2 separate regions of the Homo sapiens genome follow, and region 1 is linked to region 2. Evidence: chromatin loops called from intact Hi-C (ENCODE). Cell type or tissue: gastrocnemius medialis. All regions are shown on one strand. Each heading gives the region's core, and the rest is flanking DNA. Links, peaks and the distances in the headings are about the cores only. Region 1 has its middle 25 kb from the start of BNC2. Region 2 overlaps CCDC171 (coiled-coil domain containing 171).

Region 1 (16,456 bases), core at 3,419-11,418, 980 kb after region 2:
ATCATTGCCAGTCACTCTGGGATCTTAAGCTAATCAAATCCTCCCTGCGCTTTAATTTATACCCGTGCAAAATGGAAAACACAGTACTGTAACGGTGCTCTGAACACGCACAGACAAATCAGATGGAAACAAAACATTTAGGGTATTTGATTTGCTTCGAATTCGAAGACATGACCTGGAAACATCCTGTCACAGAGACTAGGAATTCTTAAGGGAGCCTAACATCAAATAGGATGGAGAGAATTTTGGTTCTAGTTTATTTTGGATATGGGCATGTAGATCTGGCCATTGTCTCTTCCTTTGGAGGGCTATGATGAAAAGAATATTGAAAAAGAGCTAACCAGAGGCTAAATTGCAAGAATTTCCCATGCAGAAAGGCTTAACATTCACCTATTCATGCCCATAAAAGCACATTAAAATATAAGAGAATCTGATGTTGCTTAAACTCTCTTTTAACTAGCTTGGCTCCAGAATGGAAGATTCTATTTCAAGAAAGTCTATCAAATTCTGACTTTAAATAGGCCATTGTTCTCCCCATAAGGGGCAATGATAATGTGATTGTTTACAAAGTATTGGGAAGATAAGCATAGTAAGGTAGGGTAAGAGAAGACCCATCAACAAAACCCAAATAAAGACTTGTGGCAAGTCTAAGGAAATGAGACTGTTCTTCTGGTGGGAAGAATAAGTAGGAAGTGGTATTTGAGATGGGCTTAGAGGGCCTAGATTACAGGTAGAAAACATGCATGTGCAAAGAAAGAACATGCATGAAGCAAGGAATATTTGTCTGGGATGAAGGAAAGACAAATAGTATGTGGTAAGAGCAGTCGTTCCCAAATCTGGCTGCGAGACAGAATTAACTGGGGAGATTTAATAAAAACACAGCTTTCTGGTCTCCTTCGCAGACCCTATAAATGAGAATTTTCAAAGAGATCTCAATTATGTCTCGTCTTTTTTTTTTTTTTTTAAGAAAATAATTTCAGCCAGGCGCGGTGGGTCACACCTGTAATCCCAGCACTTAATCCCAGCACTTTGGGAGGCCGAGGCGGGCGGATCACGCGGTCAAGAGACCGAGATCATCCTGGCTAACACGGTGAAACCCCGTCTCTACTAAAAATACAAAAAAATTAGCCGGGCGTGGTGGCGGGCGCCTGCAGCCCCAGCTACTCGGGAGACTGAAAACAGCAGAATGGCGTGAACCCGGGAGGCGGAGCTTGCAGTGAGCCGAGATTGCGCCACTGCACTCCAGCCTGGGCGACAGAGCGAGACTCAGTCTCAAAAAACAAAAAGAAAAAAAGAAACTAATTTCAGTTCTCCAAGTGATTCTAATGTGCAGTCAGGCTTGGGTATCACTGGAGTAGGTCCTACAGGGCTCTGAAGAAACTTGCCATATTTGGCCATGATGTAGAAGCACGTTTTCCAAACTTTAGGTTTGAAAACCAATTTAGTGAGCCCCATCACATATTTTTTGTTTTAATTTTAAAATATCAGAATGCAGCCAGGTATGGTAGCAGGCACCTGTAGTCCCAGCTACTTGGGAGGCTGAGGCAGGAAGATCACTTGAGCCCAGGAGTTCAAATCCACCTTGAGCAACACAGTGGGACCTTGCCTCTAAAATATAATACATATATATAATATGTTTTTTATTATGTATAGTAAATATATCGATATATTAACGTATTGATATATATTAAATACACTAATTAATACATTATATATTACATGTTATATTACTATATTAAATATGTTATATTAATACATTATATGTTAAATATGTTATATTAATATATATAGCAGAATGCATTTTATGTAGTAATGGTAGGAACTTTTTTTTTTTTTTTTGAGATGGAGTCTTTCTCTGTCGCCCAGGCTGGAGTGCAATGGTGCAATCTCAGCTCACTGCAACCTCTGCCTCCCAGGTTCAAGCCATTCTTTTGCCTTAGCCTCCCAAGTAGCTGGGACTACAGGCATGCGCCACCATGCCCGGCTAATTTTTGTATTTTTAGTAGAAACAGGGTTTCATCGTGTTGGCCAGGCTGGGCTCGAACTCTTGACCTCAAGTGATCTGCCCGCCTCGGCCTCCTGAAGTGCTGGGATTACAGGCTTGAGCCACTGTGCCCGGCCATGGTAGGAACTTTCTGTGAAGGATTTGTTTCTATTGTTTGGGCGTGTGTTTATATATATGTTTGTGTTCTGAGTCACAATATAAAATTAACATTTTACTGATTTTTTGTGTCAGAAAAAGATAGTATCTTAGTCTGTTTTCTGCTGCTTAACAGAATACCACAGACTGGATAATTTATAGAGAAAAGAGATTTATTTGGCTCATGGTTCTAGAGGCTGGGAACCCAAGACCATGGCACTGGCATCTGGCCAGGGTCACCCTGTGGTTGAAGGACAGAAGGCAGAAGTGAGCATGCAAGACAAAGAAAAGGGGTCCGAACTCCTGAGATAAATAACCCACTCCTATGATAATGGCAGAGCCCTTATGACTCAGTAACCTCTCAAAGCCCTGCCTCTCAACACCACCACAACAGCAACCAAGTTTCCAACACTGGAACTTTTGGGGGATGCATTGAAACCATAGCATATGGGAAGATCCTGAATTATAGAAAACGATTGTATTTATTTAAGTTGGCAATGGGGAGCTTTTGAAGGTTTTGAGGTAGGGGGTGACATGATCAGATTTACACTGTTAAAAATTATTCAGGCAGCAATGTATACAGTAGTTTAAAATGAAGAAAAATAAAAATGAAGAGTTAATGAAAACCTATATTCATTACCAATTTTGAAGCAGCAGACTAATTAAAATATACTTAAATCCTAAAATTATTCGTAGTTACCATCATTAACATTTTTCTCTGTCAGGCTGGAGGGCTCATCAGGATTCAGCAGGCCTTCCCATTATTATGAACATCCATTATTACTGAGCTTCTATCAGCTCACAGGTTGTGATTAAGTGATATACCTCATTGTATGAATCCTAGAGGGGAAAAATAAGAGGAAATAACTAGAGATGTTTCATAGGCAATGCAAAAAGTGGGTTTTGATCCAGAGTAATCATTAAATTGTGGACAATGTCTTAGTTCATTCATGCTGTTGTAACAAAATACCACAGACTGGGTAATTAATAAAGAACAGAATTTTTTTTTTTTTTTTTTGAGACAGAGTTTTGCTCTTGTTGCCCAGGCTGGAGTGCAATGGGACGATCTCGGCTCACTGCAACCTCTGCCTCCTGGGTTCAAGCAATTCTCTTTCCTCCCTCTGCCTCCCTCAGTAGCTGAGATTACAGGCACCCGCCACTATGCCCAGCTAATTTTTTTGTATTTTAGTAGAGACTGGGTTTCACCATGTTGGTCAGGCTGGTCTTGAACTCCTGACCTCAGGTGATCCACCCACCTCAGCCTTCCAAAATGTTGGGATTACAGGCGTAAGCCACTGTGCCCGGCATAGAAATGCATTTCTTATAGTTCTGGATGCTGGAAAGTCCAAGATCAAGGTGCCAGCATCTGGTGCCTGGTAAGGGAGAACCCACTCCCTCAAGCCCGTTTATAAGGACACTAATCCCATTTTGAAGGCTCCACCCTTGTGACTTAATCACCTCCTAAAGGCCTATTTATTTATTTATTTATTTATTTATTTATTTTTGAGATGGAGTCTTGCTCTGTCTTCCAGGCTGGAATGCAGTGGCATGATCTCAGCTCACTGCAACCTCTGCCTCCCAAGTTCAAGTGATTCTTCTGCCTCAGCCCCCTGAGTAGCTGGAACTACCGGTGTTCACCACCACACGTGGCTAATTTTTGTATTTTTAGTAGGGACAACGTTTCGCCATGTTGGCCAGGCTGGTCTCAAACTTCTGACCTCAGGTAATTTGGCTGCCTTGCCTCCCGAAGTGCTGGGATTACAGGTGTGAGCCACCACGCCTGGCCAAGGGCTCTCCTTTTAATACTATTACATTGGCCATTAAGTTTCAACCACATGAATTTTGGGAGATACTTTTAGAACGTAACAGACAGTGAAAATACATGAACAGACATTTTTCCCAAAAGATATACAATTGATCAGTGAGCAGAGGAACATCATTAGACATCAGGGAAATCTAGATTAAAAACTACACGGAAAACATGCTACAACATGGATGAACCCTGAGGACGTTATGCTAAATGAAATAAGCCAGTCACGAAAGGACAAATACTGTATGATTCCACTGATAAGGAGGTACCTAGAGTTTTCAAACTCATAGAGACAGAAAGTAGAATAATTGTTGCCAGGGCCTGGGGTCAGAAGGAAGGAGAGTTATTTACTTTTTTTTTTTTTTGAGATGGAGTTTTGCTCTTATTGCCCAGGCTGGAGTGCAATGGCATGATCTTGACTCACCACAGCCTCCCGGGTTCAAGCGATTCTCCTGCTACAGCCTCCCGAGTAGCTGGGATTACAGGCAGGCGACACCACGCCTGGCTAATTTTTTGTATTTTTAGTAGAGACGGGGTTTCTCCATGTTGGTCAGGCTGGTCTCGAACTCCCGACCTCAGTTGATCCACCCGCCTGGACTTCCCTAAGTGCTGGGATTCCAGGCGTGAGCCACCACGCCTGGCGAGAATTATTATTTAATAGGTACAGCGTTTCAATTTTCACAATATGAAGAGTTCCGTGGGTGAATAGTTGTGAAAGGAGCACAACAGTGTGAAAAGAACTTATTGCCACTAAACTGTATACTTAAAATGGCATAGATGGTGAATTTCGTATTATGTATATTTTACATAATAGAAGACAATATTGATGTTAGGGTATATGCCTTAAACTGGCAGTTTAAGGCCCCAGACCTGATTTTGACCCTTACCTGCTGCATGACACTAGGCAAGTTATATAGGACATTTGAGCCGCTAGGTCATCACCAGGGAAATTACTGTAATAAAACTTAACCCACTATTGTATAAACCCAGAGTATGTTACAGGGTTTTTTCTACTTTAAGGCATTGTAGAAAAGCAACTTGTAATAACAGATACTAACGTAAATAACAGCCATTTGATAATACCTGATGAAGGGTGTGAGGAACAGGCATACTCACACATTACTGTTATAAGTGTAAATTGGTTTAGCAGCTAGAGAAATCCATTTGGCAATATTTTTCAAAATTGGAAATGCATATATCCTTTGAGCTTCTAGGAAATTCCAGATACACTTCCACTTGAGGAAAGCGACATAGTAATCCACTGTAGCTTTGTTTAAATAGCAAAAGACAGAAAAACAATCTAAGCGTCCATTCAATAGGATACTGAATAAATAAGTGATGGCACATGGAATACCACGGAATACTATGCAGCTCTAAAAGAGAATGCAAATCTCTTTAGATATTGAATGGAGTAAGATATAATAAGGAAAAAAAGCAAGGTGAAAAACAGCATATGTAGTATGCTACCTTTTGTGTAAAAAAGGAGAGAAAGGGAATATCTCTATGTATTTGCACATATGTGGATAAAATATTTCTCGAACATAGAGGAAAATGATAACACTAATATTCAGAGAGGGAGATATGAGTGAGAGTGAGACCGTTTTTTCAGAGACAGAGTCTCATTCTGTTGCCCAGGCTGGAGTGCAATGGCATGACCATAGTTCACTGTAACCTCAAACTCCTGGGCTCAGATGATCCTCCCACCTTAGCCTCCTGAGAAACTAGGACTACAGGCATGTGTCATCATTCCCAGCTAATTTTTATTTATTTATTTATTTATTTATTTTTGTAAAGACAGTGTCTCGCATGTTGCACAGGCTGGTCTTGAACACCTGGGCTCAAGCCATCTGCCCACCTTGGCCTCCCAAGATTACAGGCCTCCCAAGATTACAGGCGTGAGCTACTGTGTCTGGCCTAACTTAAATTGACATATAGAAAAAGGACCCTGTGGCTGGGTGTGGTGGTTTACACCTGTAATCCCAGCACTTTGGAAGGCCGAGGCGAGTGGATCACCTGAGGTCAGGAGTTCAAGACCTGCCTGGCCAACATGGAGAAACCCCATCTCTACTAAAAAATACAAAAAATTAGCTGAGCATGGTGGCAGGCACCTGTAATTCCAGCTGCTCGGAAGGCTGAGGCAGGAGAATTGCTTGAACCCGGGAGGCAGAGGTTGTGGTGAGCAGAGATCACGCCATTGCACTCCAGCCTGGGCAACAAGAGTGAGACGCCGTCTCAAAAAGAAAAGAAAAGAAAAGAAAAAGGACCCTGTATAAACTTCAGGTATGAGAAGAGCTGGGTTTTGACCCAATATTGATCATCTGTAGCAATGAAATAGGAATTCTGAAATGCAAAAACAACCACTGTGAAGGACTAGTTTTTACATAGCAAGTGTAGTAGCTTGCAAAGCATGGAACAAAACCCACCTGTAAGGCCAGAGGAAAGTTTCCTCTCTGCCCTCTAAAGGTTCCTTGAAATAAAACTGACAATAGGCAGATTAATAGAGAAAAAGGCCTACAAATTTATGTAATGTGCATAAGCATGGGGAATCACAGGAGAACGATACCCAGTAACCAAATAGGTTCCAGATGCTTATGTACCCTTTTTCATAGAGGAAAGGGAGAAGGGGCAAATGTGGTTATTTTGAGGGGGTAGTAAATGATTTTCAGGTAGAATGAATGGGCCCAATGATCAGAGAATGGTTAGTATATAGTTACCTGGGAAATGAATGGGAGCTCAAAATAGACAAAGTTCCTCTTTGTTCCAGGTGTAGTGTTAAATCATCAGTCTGTTCCTCTCTGATATGAATTTTCATCTCTGGTTTGTGAAATTTCAGGGGGAGGATTAAAGGCAACTGTGTTATTCTTTGGCGGGTCTGTTTTTTTGTTAGATAAGGGAATTTCAGAGAACAGCCTCATCCTGTGCTTTGGAAGAGGCAGAGGATTGAGGGGTGATGTGGTGGGGTGGTCAGAGACACCTTAAGGCTGCGTCTTTAGTTCGACATGTCAAAATGCCGCATTTTGGGGTATCCTTTCCTGAGCCCCAACACATCCATCCTGGTATGTCCTCATCTTTGCCATGTGGCTTCTCTGCCACTTTCATCAAGAGGTGCAGTCTGTTTCTCCAATCCTGTGAATCTGGGTGGACCTTAAGTCTTGCTTTGATCAGTAGAATGTGGGAGACGTGATGTTAAGCAATTCCCGAGGCTTGACCTCAACGGGCCTTGCAGCTTCCTCTTTCACTCTCTTGGAGCATTGCCCTGAGAACATGTGAGGGGGCTGGTCTACCCTACCAGAGGATGAGAGGCCACTTAAAAAAGAAGCAAGATGGCCAGGCACGGTGGCTCACACCTGTAATCCCAGCACTTTGGGAGGCCGAGGTGGGCAGATCACAAGGTCAGGAGTTCAAGACCAGCCTGGCCAACATGGTGAAACCCCGTCTCTACTAAAAATACAAAAATTAGCCGGGTGTGGTGGTGCACGCCTGTAATCCCAGCTACTCGGGAGGCTGTAGCAGGAGAATTGCTTGAACCTGGGAGGCAAAGGTTGCAGTGAGCTGAGATCACCCCACTGCACTCCAGCTTGGGTGACAGAGCAAGACTCCATCTCGGGGGAAAATAAATAAATAAATAAATAAATAAATAAATAAAATAAGAAGCAAGATGCCCAGCCCACAGCCAACGCCAACTGCCATTCCTGTGAGTGAGGCTAGCCTCTCCAACCCAGCGACTCTCCCACTGGTCATCCTCTAAAACCAGTCAGTAAACAGCCCAGCCAACCCACGGAATTGTAGGAATTAATAAATTGTTGTTTTATGCCATTTCAGGGTTGCTTCTTGCCAGAACAGACTAACTCAATTAGTAAGGTACTTTTATTTTTATCTAGCACAAATTGTAACCTGAGCCAGGGTAGGTTCCTTGTTTGTTTTATGCCGTCACTGGTATCTCTACCACTGTGCCTATTACAGTCCACCACACATACTGTAGGCACTCAATAAATACTTGTTAACTAGTCCCAACACACATATTAGCCTTTGGGTATATTTATATTTCTAAATGTACTAATTTACTAATTTGCAAACTGCTGAAAATCAACGTAATTATCATCAACAATTTGCATCGCTCTCATATCACAAGTGAAACAATAGAACATGTAATTGGGATATTACTCCCTGGCTGCAGTGGATTATAACAACGGTCATGATAATGCCGGTAAGATTATACAGCAAGCTATCCCTCAAACGTAGGTTAATAAATGAACCAGTGGACTTCTGCAAGTGAAACCCTAAGACGATTTTTTAAATTGCCACTAAAATTGTACTGGGTAGGGTCGTAATAAACAGATCAATGAATCTTGGCAATGGACCACACATCCTTCTACTGATAAACTAATGATGGCTTGCAACTTGTTTACATAGCTGTCTCACTTAATACCAAGATCACAAAAACTGATCCAAGTTAACAACAATAAATATGCTGCTTGGGAAGGAAAGCAAAAGCAAATAAGGAAACAGGAAAATATTAGTATAAAATCAGTTATCTCCATGGTAAGGAGCTTCACAGACGCTAGTTCACTCATTCAAGCTATCACTACCACTTTGATGTCAAATCAGAAGACACTTGGCATGTCACCAAATGTGATTCCAGTAATGGACCACTAATGTGCTTGATCAGCAGAGGGTATGCTGCCACTAAAAACACACCAGTCTGAACTGCAAACTATGTATACATGTGTCTATTCCAAGAGGCTTTCAGATGTATTGCCTCTCATTATTATTCTCAGAATCTTCGGGAAACTAGGTACAAGATATTGGACAGGTCTGTGTGATCCAGGGAGTCAGTATTGGAGCAGAGACTAAAATGAGTCGTCCACATTCAGATTGTATACAGCAAGATGCTGCTAGTAAGAGAATTCTTACAGAGCACAGTTAGAGGTAAAGAAAGAGAATCAACTATCCCACATGGTTTTCCTTCATTTCAGGGGTACAGCCTCAGCCAACTCACCCATCCTAGAAGAAACTCATATATGGTGTGACTGGCATGTGGAGTACCGAGAACATTAATAAGAAATAAATTCATTTGTCATAAGCTGGTTACCTTGAGGATGCAAGTTCTCCAAGCTGGTTACCTTGAGGATACAGACACCTGTAATCCCAGCTACTTGGGAGGTTGAGGCAGCAGAATCACTTGAACCCAGAGGCAGAGGTTATAGTGAGCTGAGATCACGCCATTGCACTCTAGCCTGGGCGACAGAGCGAGACTCTGTGTCAAAAGAAAAGAAAAGAAAAAACTGGTCATCAGTCACCCCTCTGGGATGAACCAACTTTAAGGTGCAAGACTGGAATGAATTGAACCATAAAAACCCTTCAAGCCCCCTGTGTGAGGACCTCAAACTTGCAATAAAAAACCCAAGTGCTGGATCTGCTGCTTTTGTCTACAAACGGAGATGCCAACCAATAACTGAATGCTTCAGAGTCAGATTTCCGTAGACCAGTTTTCTTTTCTTTTCTTTTCTTTTTTTCCTAAGATGCACTCTTGCTCTGGTGCCCAGGCTGGAGTGCAGTGGTGCGATCTCAGCTTAGTGCAACCTCCACCTCCGGGTTCAAACGATTCTGCTGCCTCAGCCTCCTGAGTAGCTCGAATTACAGGCGCCTGCCACCACGCCTGGCTAATTTTTGTATTTTTAGTAGAGATGGGGTTTTGCCATGTTGGCCAGGCTGGTCTCGAACTCCTGACCTCAGGTGATCCCACCCTCCTCGGCCTCCCAAAGTGCTGGGATTATAGGCGTGAGCCACCACATCCAGCCCATAGGCCAGTTTTTAATTACCTGCCTTTACCTCACAACCTCTCCCTCCCCATTTCAGTCTCACCCTAGTGAAAGACGTTATACCCCCACACAGCTTCTGTTTCTTATCTCCTCTGGGAGAGCCGCAGGACACATGCTTGTAGAATAAATGTGGAAAGAAAGAGACACCTTAGCAAAGAAAAACTGGGAGTGGGTGAGAGAAGAAATTCTTTTTTTTTTTTTTTTTTTGAGACAGAGTCTCACTCTGTCACCCAGGTTGGAGTGTAGTGGCATGATCTCCGCTCACTGCAAGCTCTGCTTCCCAGGTTCAAGCGATTCTCCTGCCTCAGCCTCCCGAGTAGCTGGGACTACAGGCGCCCACCACCACACCCAGCTAATTTTTGTTTTTTGTTTGGTAGAGATGGGGTTTCACCATGTTAGCCAGGATGGTCTTGATCTCCTGACCTCGTGATCTGCCCATCTTGGTGCTGGGATTACAGGCGTGAGCCACTGCACCCGGCAGAAATTCTAAATGAAGAAAGCCATCCCTTTTCCTGGGGTCTCTTAAATTTCGTACGTTTTGAGTGTTAAGACATGAGAGGTGCTTTTGGGAACTCGGAGCTGCCTTTCACTCCAGAGAATATGATTTTCGAATTCTGTAATTTTAAAACTTTATAATTAAAAAGTAAATGCACTCTGGGTTTTAAAGTGAAAATCTCATAGAATTGGGTAATGTAGAACATAAGTCACTTTCATCCATACTACACCCCTTGGCTCCTGTTCATATCGTAGTGCAGTGCGTATTCCTGACTCTGGAGAATACCCAGAGGAAGGAATCTAGAACCTAACATGACTGGGGCTGGCTAGAAGCTTAGAGGAAGAAGGTGCAGGCTAACTGTATTAGTCCATTCTCCTGCTTCTAATAAAGACATACTGGAGACTGAGTAATTTACAAGGAAAGAAGTTTAATAAAGTCACCATTCCACATGGCTGGGGAGGCCTCACACTCCTGGTAAAAGATGAAGGAAGGGCAAAGGCATGTCTTACATGGTGGCAAGCAAGAGAGCTCATGCAGGGGAATTCCCATTTATAAAACCATCAGATCTTGTGAGACTTATTCACTACCATGAGAAAACTATGGGGAAAACCGCCCCCATGATTCAGTTATCTCCACCTGGCCCCACCCTTGACACATGAGGATTATTACAATTCAAGGTGAGATCTGGGTGGGACACAACCAAACCATATCAGTTTCCATGCCATTTATTTAACTTATTTATTTTATTTTAGTTTTTGAGACAGTCTCACTCTGTCGTGCATGCTGGAGTGCAGTGGCATGATCTCGGCTCACTGCAACCTCTGCCTCCCAGGTTCAAGCTATTCTCGTGCCTCAGCCTCCCAAGTAGCTGGGACTACACGCGTGCACCACTGCGTCCAGTCCCCCACGCCATTTAAATGTCTCTTCAGAATTCTGAACATCCTGCTTCAGAGTAGGGAAGCAGAAAAAGGTTCTGGATAAAAATCCTATTCAGTAATAGATACCTGGGATGGTGGTTGGCAAGCCCCTTGACGAAAGGAAATCCTCAACCACTTAAATGGATATTATCTTCATTAACTCTGACGCATGTGACAGTAACTGGAAAATATGCTTTCCTCTCTATCCAAAGTCCCTGCTGAAACCCTTATTTCTTCCATTCAGTTTTTGCATCCACTTACTGTTCATACCATTCATTTTAGCCTGCAGAGACACTAACCTGTTGCCTTACATACATTGACACTCAAATCTTTATCAGATGAATGGATGGCAAAAACCCTTCACTGGGTTCAGGAAATGTGGCTTAAAATGAAACTGATAAAAATATCAGACTCAGGGTTAGAAATCTTCAACAGTGCATTGAGTGCGTTAAATAGTGGAGCCTTACAGCAAGAGAGACTCACATTTGAAACATAAGTTACTTAATGATGCTTAGAGGAATTCACGTCTGCTTATTTTACTATAACAGGAAGATAAAATTATTCATTAAATGTCTTCTGAGAGGTTGTTGAGTATAGGGAACGTATCTTTTCTGCCCTGAGTCCCTCAGCACTGAGCATACTGCCTAGCACATAATTGGTACTCAATAAATGCCGGTTGAATTATTGAGTGACCAAAGAAAGACTCCATCGAAATGAATGCCTGGGAATAACTGAGAAATTCTTCAAATATTGTGTAGAATACAGCAATATCTCAAATTTCAGAGCTAAAATAGTTTCTGTAATGGTATAAATTTGGGAAGTATGGTCAGTATCTGAGAGAAAAAAATAAAGTAATTGTTATTTTAATTCTTATGTGGTAAAATATGTTCTTTAAAAAAGCTAGTAAATTTCCATTTTATGCTTGTGATAGAGCTTGAAGAAGAATAAAGATGAGTGATAAGAATGAGCTTTTGTTTTTTTAAACAAGTAGGCTGTTTAAAAATTAAGAGGTTTTTTTATTAGAGTGCTAGTTAAATTTTTTAAAATCTCCATTGTCTGCCCTTTTTATTTCAAGAGGAGGAATAACTAAGACCAAGAGATTTTAGCATGATTTGGGGTCATCATGTTCATCTTGAGCCCTTTTGGGGAAAACATCCACAAAATAAATTTGCAGTTCTCTGGCTTTTGACTCTTAAGCTACAAAGAAATAAAATTTAGAGACTAATATGTCTCTCAGAAAAGGTAATTTAATTATTTTCTTCTTATGCCTTTATATTTGTAAACTCTACTAGCATTATGGCATCAGTGGAACATTTTTATATGAAAACAATGGAAATGTTTCCTTATATTGACAAGTCGTTGTTCAGAATGAAAAGCAGTGTCTGTTCTCAATTTTCAAGTCTTGAAGTGTTGATAAACACAGGAATGCTTGAGCCAAGACCCATCCCTACCAGAGCCTATTTGTTTCACTGAGAGGAAACAAGATACACAAAAGGAAACATTAAAACCTTACACTACGAGTCAGCTATGAATAGAATCTAATAGTGGCTCCCTGTTGCCCTGGAAAGAGAGGTTGCCTAAACACAACCTGGGTTTAAATGCAGATTCTTCTATCCACCAGCTACATAACTTTCTCACAATTATGTGACCTCTGCAATGTGGAATCCTCCTCAGGAAAATGGCTTTAAGAACACTGGCTTCCTGAGGTTGAAATTATTAAATTTAACAAAGGAAAAGTATCTTTAAAAAAAAAAGAAGTAGCTAACACATATTGAGTGCTGTATGCTCTTGTATGATGCTGTGGACATTTCACTTACTGTTATAACATACATTTTCAGAGAAGGCATTGAGACTTAGAGAGGTTGACTATTGGTTTGAGGGCACACAGTGACCTGAGATCTGTCTGAATCCAGGACATATCTTTAACCACCACATTTTATGCCAACAGTTTCCCCTCTAGTAAGAGAAATAAGAATAACATAAATAATAATCTACCTTAAAATACAGCAAGTGCCATAAAAGAAGTCAAAAAGGGAAAATGGAAGAATGGAGAGATTATTTCCAGCTTGTGGATCTTTATGACAAAGCTCTTGATAAGAACTGAGTTTGGCCGGGTGCGCTGGCTCCCGCCTGTAATCCCAGCACTTTGGGAGGCCAAGGCAGGCGGACCACGAGGTCAGGAGATCGAGACCATCCTGGCTAACACGGTGAAACCCCGTCTCTACCAAAAATACAAAAAATTAGCCGGGCGAGGTGGCGGGCGCCTGGAGTCCCAGCTACTCGGGAGGCTGAGGCAGGAGAATGGCGCGAACCTGGGGGGCGGAGCTTGCAGTGAGCCGAGATCGCGCCACTGCACTCCAGCCCGGGCGACAGAGCGAGACTCCGTCTCAAAAAAAAGAGAAAGAAATAAAATAAAATAAAAAATAAAAGAGCTGAGTTCAAAGAAGGAAAACTGAAAGATGTGGTGGGTTTTTGGAGTCTGAAAAACGTACTTTATCTAAGTGGCAATCTGGGGAAAAGCCTACACATTGCCATTCCTAATGGCTCCTCATGACAATTTTTCATCCCTAATGGCATAAAAATCCAGTTTAAATCAGTGACTCAACTTCAAAACCTTGAATAAAGATTCTTAAGATATTCAAGATTTACTCTCCCAGCCGACTCCCCCAACATGCCGGGGAATTGGATACATTCTCAAGCAGCAGAGGCTTAGAATAGTAGTGACTTTTTTTTTTTTTTTTTGAGACAGATCTCGCTCTGTCGCCCAGGCTGGAGTGCAGTGGCGTGATCTCGGCTCACTGCAAGCTCCGCCTCCCACGTTCACGCCATTCTCCTGCCTCAGCCTCCCGAGTAGCTGGGAGTACAGGCACCCGCCACCATGCCCGGCTAATTTTTTGTATTTTTAGTAGAGATGAAGTTTCACTGTGTTAGCCAGGGTGGTCTCGATTTCCTGACCTCGTGATCTGCCCGCCTCTGCCTCCCAAAGTGCTGGGATTACAGGTGTGAGCCACCGTGCCCGGCCCGTGACTTTTTAAAGTAGTGATTTTTTTTTGGCCAGGCGCGGTGGCTCACACTTTGAGAGGCCAAGGCGGGTGGATCACGAGGTCGGGAGTTCGAGACCAGCCTGGCCAACACAGTGAAACTCCGTCTCTACTAAAAATAGAAAAATTAGGTGGGTATGGTGGCAGGCACCTGTAATCCCAGCTACTCAGGAGGCTGAGGCAGTAGAATCGCTTTAACCCGGGTAGCAGAGGTGGCAGTGAGCCAATATCACTGCACTGCATTCCAGCCTGGGTGACAGACCTAGACTCCATCTCAAAAAAAAAAAAAAAAAAGTAATTTTTTCTCACTTCTGACTCAGGAATACTCCAGGTTGACTCCTGGTTTCCGGGCCAGCCCAACAACCTGGCTGTATCTCCCTATTTCAATTTTTGGTCCTCTGACTCATTCCCTTAGCCCTTCTTTCTGCTACAAGTTTGGTTAATTCTGATAAAAGTAATAATGCCCAATACTGTACCCATATGTTAGCTTTTAAATTGTGGCCTTCCAAGTGAAGTTAGTAATGGGAAATGATTTGTCATCAAAGGCGTTGCATAATCTCACAAATGTATCATGTAGGCAGCTATTTGCCCCATAATCACATGACCAATCTTCATCACCAAAGACACAGATTCTACCCCCAAGCAATATAATTAATCTATACAACATTGGTTACTATTGTTTTGCTTCAAATAGGTTATGACAGATCCTGACATCTGTCCTTCTCAAAGGATAAACTCAGCATTCTCTAATCTCAAGAATGGAACCACTTTGACATGTACTTTTTACTCCATTACGCTATAAGCTCCCCGAGAGCAAGGACCCTATTTATTTATTTATTTATTTATTTATTTATTTTAATACTTTTTTATTATACTTTAAGTTCTAGGGTACATGTGCACAACGTGCAGGTTTGTTACATATGTATACATGTGCCATGTTGGTGTGCTGCACCCATTAACTCGTCATTTACATTAGGTGTATCTCCTAATGCCATCCCTCCCCTCTTCCCCCCACCCCACAACAGGCCCCGGTGTGTGATGTTGCCCTTCCTGTGTCCAAGTGTTCTCATTGTTCAACTCCCATCTATGAGTGAGAACATGTGGTGTTTGGTTTTTTGCAAGGACACTATTTCTTATTCTAATATTTCTAGCGCTCAGGATGACTGAGTAGCCATTGTAGATACTCAAAAAATGAATGTTGAATGAATAAATCTGCTTATCAAGTTTCCTTAGACCTATATACTTCTGTGCTTTTACCCTATGTGCAATAACAGAAATAAGAAAATGGGAAGGCTCTCAGATATCTCCTAGGTCTATTTTCTTTCAAACAGGTGTGTTTACCCATAGGCACTTAAGAAACCTGCTGCGTACTGTCATGTCTCAATTATCTTTGGCTACAGGAGATTGAGAAACCAGTTATACACCGTTATATATATGCAGAGGAAGGGACACTACAGATAAATAAACTACTTACAGACTTCTTACTTTGTTGCTGTTGTTGTTTTTTGAGATTTAGTCTCGCTCTGTTGCCCAGGCTGGAGTGCTATGGTGTGATCTCAGCTCATTGCAGCCTCCACCTCCCAGGTTCAAGTGATTCTCCTGCCTCAGCCTCCCAAGTAGCTGGGATTACAGGCACCCGCCACCATGCCTAGCTAATTTTTGTATTTTTAGTAGAGACGGGGTTTTATCATGTTGGCCAGGCTGGTCCCAAACTCCTGACCTCAGGTGATCCGCCAACCTCAGCCTTCCAAAGTGCTGAGATTACAGGCGTGAGCCACCATACCCAGCTTCAAATCACTTTGAAGACTTCATTTCTTTTATTTTTATTTATTTATTTTTTTGAGATGGAGTCTCACTCTGTCACCCAGGCTGGAGTGCAGTGGCGCGATCTCAGCTCACTGCAAGCTCTGCCTCCCAGGTTCACGCCATTATCCTGCCTCAGCCTCCCAAGTAGCTGGGACTACAGGTGCCCGCCACCACACCCAGTTAATTTTTTGTATTTTTGGTAGAGACGGGGTTTCACAATGTTAGCCAGGATGGTCTCAATCTCCTGACCTCGTGATCCGCCCGCCTCGGCCTCCCAAAGTGCTGGGATTACAGGCGTGAGCCACCGCTCCCAGCCTGAAGAATTCATTTCTTCTCCCCGTAAGCCTTTTATTCAATAAATAAATAAATAAATAATTTACTTGTTTTATTTGAAGAAAGATGTCTCAATACTTTTATATATTAT
Region 2 (8,000 bases), core at 1-8,000:
CTGGGAGATCTGCTGCTCTCTTCAGAGCTGACAGGCAGGAACGTTTAAGTCTGCTGAAGCTGTGCCCACAGCTGCCCCCCTTCCCCCAGGTACTCTGTCCCAGGGAGATGGGAGTTTTATCTATAAGCCCCTCACTGGGGCTGCTGCCTTTCTTTCAGAGATTCCCTGCCCAGAGAGGAGGAGTCAAGAGAGGCAGTCTGGCTACAGTGGCTTTGCTGAACTGCAGTGGGCTCTGTCCAGTCAGAACTTCCTGGAGGCTTTGTTTAAACTGTGAGGGGAAAACCGCCTTCTCAAGCCTCAGTAATGGTGGACATGTCTCCCCACACCAAGCTTGAGCATCCCAGGTTGACTTCGGACTGCTGTGCTGGCAGCGAGAATTTCAAGCCAGTGGATCTTAGCTTGCTGGGTTCCATGGGGGCGGTCTCTTCTGAGCAAGACCACTTGGCTCCCTGGCTTCAGGCCCCTTTCCAGGGGAGTGAACAGTTCTGTCTTGCTAGTGTTCCAGGTGACAATGGGGTATGAAAAAAAAACTCCTGCAGATAGCTTGATGTCTGCTCAAATGGCCACCCAGTTTTGTGCTTGAAACTCAGGGCCCTTGTGATGTAGGTACCCAAGGGAATCTCCTGGTCTGGGTTGTGAAGACTGTGGGAAAAGCGTAGTATCTGTGCCGGATAGCACCATCCCTCACGTCAGGGTCCCTCATGGCTTCCCTTGGTTTGGAGAGGGAGTTCCCTGACCCCTTGTGCTTCCCGGGTGAGGTGATGCCCCACTCTGCTTCTGCTCACCCTCTGTGGGCTGTACCCACTGTCTAACCGGCCCCAGTGAGTTGAACCGGGTACCTCAGTTGGAAATGCAGAAGTAACCCACCTTCTGCATTGGTCTTGCTGGGAGCTGCAGACTGGAGCTGTTCCTATTCAGACATCTTGCCAGGAATCCTCTATTTTTGTTTTATATGAATTTTAGGATTGTTTTTTCTAACTCTTTGAAAAATGACATTGGTAATTTGATAGAGATTGCATTGGATCTATAGATTGCTTTGGGCAATATGGTCATTTTAACGATATTAATCCTTCCAATTCATGATCATTGGATATTTTTCCAATTGTTTGTGTTATCTACAATTTCTTTCATCAGTGTTTTGTAGTTCTACTTATAGATCTTTCCGTCTTTGGTTAAATATATTCCTAGTGTTTTTTTTTATAGCTATTGGGAATTGGATAGCTTTCTTGATTTTGTCCTCAGATAGATTATTATGGGTGTATGGAAATGCTGCTGATTTGTGTACATTAATTTTGCATCCTGAAACTTTACTGAATTTATCAAATCTAAGTGTTTTTTGGTGGGTTCTTTAGGATTTTCTGGATAGAAGAATATATCATCAGCGAGCAGGGATAATTTGACTTCCTGTTTGCCAATTATGATACCTGTTATTTTTTTCCTCTTGCCTGATTGCTTTGTCAAGGACTTCAGTACTGTGTGGAATAAAAGTGGCAAAAAGTGGACGTCCTTTTCTTGTTCCAGTTCTTAGAATGCTTTCAACTTTTCTTCATTAAGTATAATGTTGGCTGTTGGTTTGTCATATAGGCCCTTTACTATGTTGAGGCCTCTCCCTTCTCTGCCTAGTTCTTTGAGGATTTTTATCATGATGGTATACTGAATTTTACCAAATGCCTTCTCTGCATCTATTGAGATGATCTTATGGTTTTTGTCCTTAATTCTGTTTATGTGATATATCATGTTTGTTGATTTACATATATTGAACCATCCTTGCATTCCTGCAGTAAATCTCACCTGGTTATAGTGTATTATCTTTTTGATGTGCTGTTGGATTCTATTTGCTAGTATTTTGTTGAGCATAACCATGTTATCATTGTGAGATCTTCTTCCTTAGGAATGACATAATAAATAGTAACTTTTATTATCAAAGAGAAATAAATATTTAAATATTTTATATTTAAAATATTCACATTATGTCTAATAATTTACACCTCTCAGAAATATTGAATCTTTCTTTTATGAGCTTAAATAGTAATTTTCCTATTTGATATCATTATTACAGGTAACATTTACCTGAGCCTTTATTATATGCCAGGTAGTTTAAGCTCATTTCATGTATTAATACTCATTTAATTTCTATAAAATGTTATAAGGTATGAATTTTTATCCTGATTTTGTGAGAATGTATTACATTTCACATATTTAGTATATTTGGCATATGTGTTTTACACAATATATTTACGTAAGATATAGAAATGAAGTATGTATATAATTATATGAATTAAAGTCGAAGTGATAGAGTTTTTTGCTTTCCAATTACTCAAAAATGTAGATAAAATATTTGATATTTTGGCATGTAGGCTTTATGATATTTTTCACTATTTTCTTCTTCTCTTAATATCAGTCCCCCAACTATCCCATTGTTCCTGATGTTCAAATTTGAAGTCAGTCTAAACTACTTAATAATATGTACATAACAAATTATATAAATGGTCTTCTAGTCTTCAAGTGACATGCAACTGTTTGTATCTTATAACTTTTTATATTCTAATGCACGTACACTTTTAAAAAATGGATAGATGTGGAATTTTATGTTTGAATTCCCTCGTCTTATTACTGTCAATTATAAACACTATAGATTATCCCTTAAACAAAGGCTATTCTTGTTCAGAAACTGTCTTTTGTTCTTCATATACTAACCGAGTCTCACTGAGATACAGATCTCACTGCATGGTATAGTCAAAATAAGCCCCTGGGGCCAAGGATGACAACAGGATAAGTTCTCAAATCCTGGACTTGCTGTATATAATATCATGCTGTTTTGTCATTGTTTCCTAATGTAAAATAATGTGATCTTTTAATAAGGGAACAGGATATGTCGTAGAGGGTTAGACAGTCAGACTGTCATTTCCATTTCTTCTGCCAACTTGACACCTTTCTTTTGTATTAAGGAGTTGAATTTTTCATTGGTATGCTTTACTGTATAGTTTGAATCACTTATTAATACTGGAAGTTAACATTCTTTATTCTTCAAAGGATATGTGGCTTCTTTGAATAATTGCCATTTCAGTGATACTCCTCATACCTTCCAGTTTTGAAGGAGACTTTTGTTTAGAAGAGCATAGTATATTTTATACATATTAGTAACATGAAACCTGCTTTCTGTATTGATCATTGTACCTTGCTGCTCTGAAAAAGTATCATATGCACTATTATACAAATTTTATTTTGTCTCTCAAAATACTACTTTAAGAGAGTTGGAATGTTTAAGATTTGAAATCCTAAGAAAAATTGGATTATTATATTCTTTTTAGTGTTATAAAGAAGTAGTATGTGGTTTATATTAATATTTCGCTGAATATTAGAATTTAGTTATTAAAAGTAGATCAAGGAAGAGTTATCCACTATATAAAATTTCTGACATTACTTCTCAAAAAATTTATTTTTAAAGGGAGATTTGAAGGAATATCATTTATATTATTTATTCCTTTTAGAATGTCATAAAGATGAAATTCATAAAATGTGTTTCTCCAAGGTTAGAAAATGGGATAACTTTTAAAATGTGGAACTTTTAATCCTAAAATATTAAAGGTCAATTCTCTTGTGACTTACAGTGAAATAATAATCCAGGAGCCTATTACTGATGGAAGGGAACTTTCTTACCATTCAATAAGCATTTATGCATGTTTCAGCCTTTTATACATTTTAGGTCCTTAGACAATAAAAGTATATATCTAAGAACCACATATTTCAGATTGTCTCATTTAGATTTTAGTGGAGAATTTAAAAATAGAACAATAGTAATAATACTACAATGAAATTCAATAGTTTACCATTTTTAGAGTGCTTTCTTATATTAAATGCAACATAGGTGAAGGGTTAAGAGAGTGAGTTTGCTTGAGAAATACTTGGATTTGTATCCTGACCATTGTACAACTAATTGTAAACTTGGACTAGTTATTTAATCCCTCCAAGCTCCTGTGTTTTGCTCTGAAAAACTAGATTAAAAAAAGTATCTACTCCATATGGTTACTGTAAAGATAAATGAAATTAAGCATGTAATATGCTACATGGTCCCTGCACTTCAGTAAATCCCTAGTAAACATTAGCTATTTTAATTTTCTGAGCCTTACAACAGTTTTGGAAGTAGACAAGAAAACGACTCTTTTTCCCATTTTATAGAGGGAGGAGATGGAGGCTCAGAGGGATTATGTGGCATTTCCCAACAACATAGAGTTGAATCAAAGTAAGACTCAGAAAAAAAAAAAAAACCAGGACTTGTGATTTCTGGTCTACTATCTCAATGGAGAAGATACATGAATTTATAAGAATTGAGAGAGACTTGACATAGGAAAAAACAGATGTAATTCAAGTTTCTGATTTTCACATACTTTTGAGATGCAGAGATATAGTTTGTATTAGTATTAGCTATAAACTTGCCTTGAAATGATTCAAAGGAAGATAGGTTAGGATATGTCAGATATTCCCAGGTAAGAAGTCATATAATGCTTATGTAGTGTTGGTTAATAAATTAACATTTGTGTACTTCACCCTTTTATGCCTAGCCTATAGTTATGCTTCTGCTTTTTTTCAACTTGAACAGAGTATTATTAATAATTTATTCATTAGATTAGGTGTTAAGATTATACTTTCCCAAACATCATCACCCTTTCGTAGAAGGCATTTTATAACAATATATGGTTTCAACTTATGGTTTTTATCTTTTCTAATTTTTCATCCATTCATTCTTCAAAGCAGTCATTAATTCAAGCAGTCATTCAAACAAGTACTCACTATCCCTGAAGCTCCAAATATGTATAGGCAGAGTATCTTGCCTTAAGTAGCTTCTCAGTCTAGTAAAGAAGATAAACATGTAAACTAATAAATTTCTACTAAAGCAATAATATGCAACAGTAGAAGCAGGCATGAAGGATCCACAGAAAACCAGGATAGAAGTTAACACTGCCTTTTTTGGGCTCACAAGAGGATTCTTGAAAAAGATCTGAGCTGGTTTTTTGAGGGCAAATAAGAATTTATTAGGCCAAAAGGTCTGAATTTTCTTACTCTTACCTGCAAGTAACTAACTTACCTCTGTTTTGCATACATTTACTATATTGTTTCTTACTCTGTCTTTGTTCACTAAATTATTTTTCACATGCATTCACAACTGCTCAAATACATAATTTCTCAAAGCTTTCCTAATTTACAACCTTAAGATAGAATGTAATTTGCAAATTCTCAGACTGTCTACCTTTATACTAAGTTGTGGCTGTTGTAGGAACATTTTTCTTGTAAACAATATAGTATTATTTTTGAAAATGTCTTTGAAATATGGGATTTATTTTGCTATATTTGAGTTATTTTGAAAGTCTCCTTTAAAAAGGCATAATAGTATCCTGGACTTAAAATTTATTACAAATTGCTTTAGAAGAAAAATTCTATAAAATATGATTAAACTGTGATACAATAATTCCCTAAATATGGTACTGTTTAGAGGAGATAATAGGTTACCAGAACTTGCTTATGTTAATTGTTTTATTATGTATAGTCCAATGTAAGGGCATTTCTGTGTTACATGAATCAACATAATTATACTTTTCTTACAAAATAAGAATCACATTTACTCTTAAAAATCACAAGATTATTTTAGCTCCTTTTGTTTCAAAACATTTGTTTTTTAGGTGGTTTAAAAATTTTACTAACTCAGCTTATTTTGAAATACCTTGTTTGTATACCCATTAAGATTGCACCTCTCTTAAGATGGAAATTTAGGTCAAATTACAACTTGAATTTAACTTTACTACAGAAAATAACTGTGCCATCTTTTAAAACCGCATTCTAAATTTTAAGCACAATAGATCAAAGTACATCTTATTTAAATAAATACTCTGGAATGAAGTCTCAATTATTTTCTCACAAACTTTCTTAAAATAGTCACTGTTCTCAATATAAAATGTTAGGTTTAGCTTTATTATTTTAAAGAAAGATGAAAAGTTGTTTATTTTAAAATTTTAATGGTTTTGCTTTCAAATTATGGAAATTCTCCTTTGGGGACATATTTATTTGAATTATATGTGACATTATTTTTATTTCTTAAGGCTATGATTAAAAGTTTCATGGATGTCTACCAGCTTGCAAGCACTAGAATCATGACATTAGAGAAGGAAATGACATCTCATCGAAGTCACATTGCAGCCTTGAAATCAGAACTTCACACAGCTTGTTTACGTGAAAATGCAAGTTTACAATCAGTAAGTCCTTGTCTAACAATATTTTTATAACTTTTTGAATCTTGGGTTACATTTACATTTATGTTTTTAATGTTCATAAGATCATTTGCCAATATATATAATTTAGGGTAAATGATCAATCAAGTGACATAAAATTATTTGTGTGGAGAAAAATTTGAAAGAAGAAAAGCAATTAATTTTTTCATTGTATTATGTATAAAGATATGCATATTGTTATCAATGCTAAAACACTACATCAAGATTCCTTTGTGTTTGGCAGTGCAGCTGACAGTTGAATTTGGCAGTATGCATAGTTAAAGCTTGCAACTGTCTGAAGATTCAGTGTGTCCCATTAAGACAGAATATTATTAATTATGCGTATAACCAAAATGGTAATTAGAACATGTGATTATTCTCTGTAGAAATCTAGACTTATCCATAATACATGCCTAGCTAAAGATGCATGTTGTGATTCATCTATATGATTAAAATTCAGTTTCAGCAGCTATTTTCATGTCTTAAAATTTCAGCCCATGATGAAGTTTGGGCTCACTTAACACTAAAAAAAAAAAAATTTCTCTACTTGAAATATATTTTTGGGGAGTTTTAAAAAATGAATGTATTGTGACATAAAGGAATAAGTAAACATTTAAACTTTCCCTCAAAAGGCTGATATGTCAACAGTAGATTCAGAAGGTTACCAATAATTGGAATGTCTTTTTAATTTTTTTTGGTTTGATTACAGTGACTTATAAAGAAAAACAGTATCATTTTGCTATTCCGCTGTTGACCCGCTTCAAATGCTACATTCAACAGAAAAAGAGTTAGCATTAAAACAAATAGATGCATGGCTGTGGTCTGATTCCTCACCTTCTAGTCTTGGCTCAAGTGCCAGCGTCCAAATAAATCCTTTGTAACCAGGGTATTCAAAATCACAACCATCAACTCTCCCTGCCCCCTGAAAAACTGTCTCTCTTTTGCCCCATATTTCCTGTCTACCTTCCACCTTTCTTATTTTTTTCCCCTCTAGCAGTTATCGTCAAACTGACATATGGTGCATTTTATTTATTTGCTTATTGTTTGTTTGCTCCTTCCTCAGTAGAATGTAGGTTCCATAAAGAAAGGCAGTTTTCAGTGTTTGCTTCATTGCTGTTAAGACTTTCCAGTTCTAAGAGCAGTCTGGCTTATAGTAGGTGCTCAATAAATATTTATTGAGTGAAAAGTACGAGTAATCTATCCAATAAATGTAAAAAGACAGTTATTTGGGACCAGAGTTGTGAGTTCAGTTTTTAAAATGACTTTGTTAATTTCTTAATGAGAGATTAGTAAATTTGACCTCCACCAAGAGAAATTAAAATGAAGAGGAAACTTTTTAAAATTTTGGAGTATTTGGAATTTATTCTAGCCTTTTTCATATTTCTTCTTGCTATCTCTGATTTGATTGGTTAATTTTACATTATACTGTTTAAGTTGTATCAGCTTTGTTGGGTCATACTATTACTACTTTTTACTGTTATTTAATATGAAAACAATTACTTGTATTTTAAGAAGACCAAACTTGGTAAGGTGAGATTGTTTCTCCGTGGGTTCCAAAAATTTTTACCAATTGTTACGCTACTGATATCTTAATGAAAGTGTGTTTAATATACTTCACAATCATACCAAAACTCTACTTTTCAACACTTTTTCCCCTTTGAACATATCTACAGGATACATTCATCATTTCATTTAGAAGAGATGGTTCACCCTGTAGTGATTCTTCATCTATAGAAT

The links. A loop is a pair of places that touch in the nucleus more often than their neighbours do. Peaks named below come from ENCODE experiments on the same cell type or tissue, not always from the same donor. Only the 100,000 strongest peaks of a DNase experiment are listed, where the experiment ranks them.
Region 1: a loop joins it to region 2, with 16 times the contacts of the local background. A loop is called at or near these places in 1 of 110 quality-filtered maps.

What each region holds. Positions count from the first base shown.
Region 1 is chr9:16,887,077-16,903,532 of GRCh38, forward strand. No RefSeq gene overlaps it. Among named protein-coding and RNA genes, the nearest start is that of BNC2, 25 kb to the left of the region's middle. In gastrocnemius medialis, for the core only: no CTCF peak of the experiment used is centred there; a DNase peak (open chromatin) is centred at 7,195.
Region 2 is chr9:15,914,175-15,922,174 of GRCh38, forward strand. It overlaps CCDC171 (coiled-coil domain containing 171), which reads left to right. Exons shown (of 26, transcript NM_173550.4): 25 at 6,096-6,248. Among named protein-coding and RNA genes, the nearest start is that of LINC03041, 360 kb to the right of the region's middle. In gastrocnemius medialis, for the core only: no CTCF peak of the experiment used is centred there; no DNase peak of the experiment used is centred there.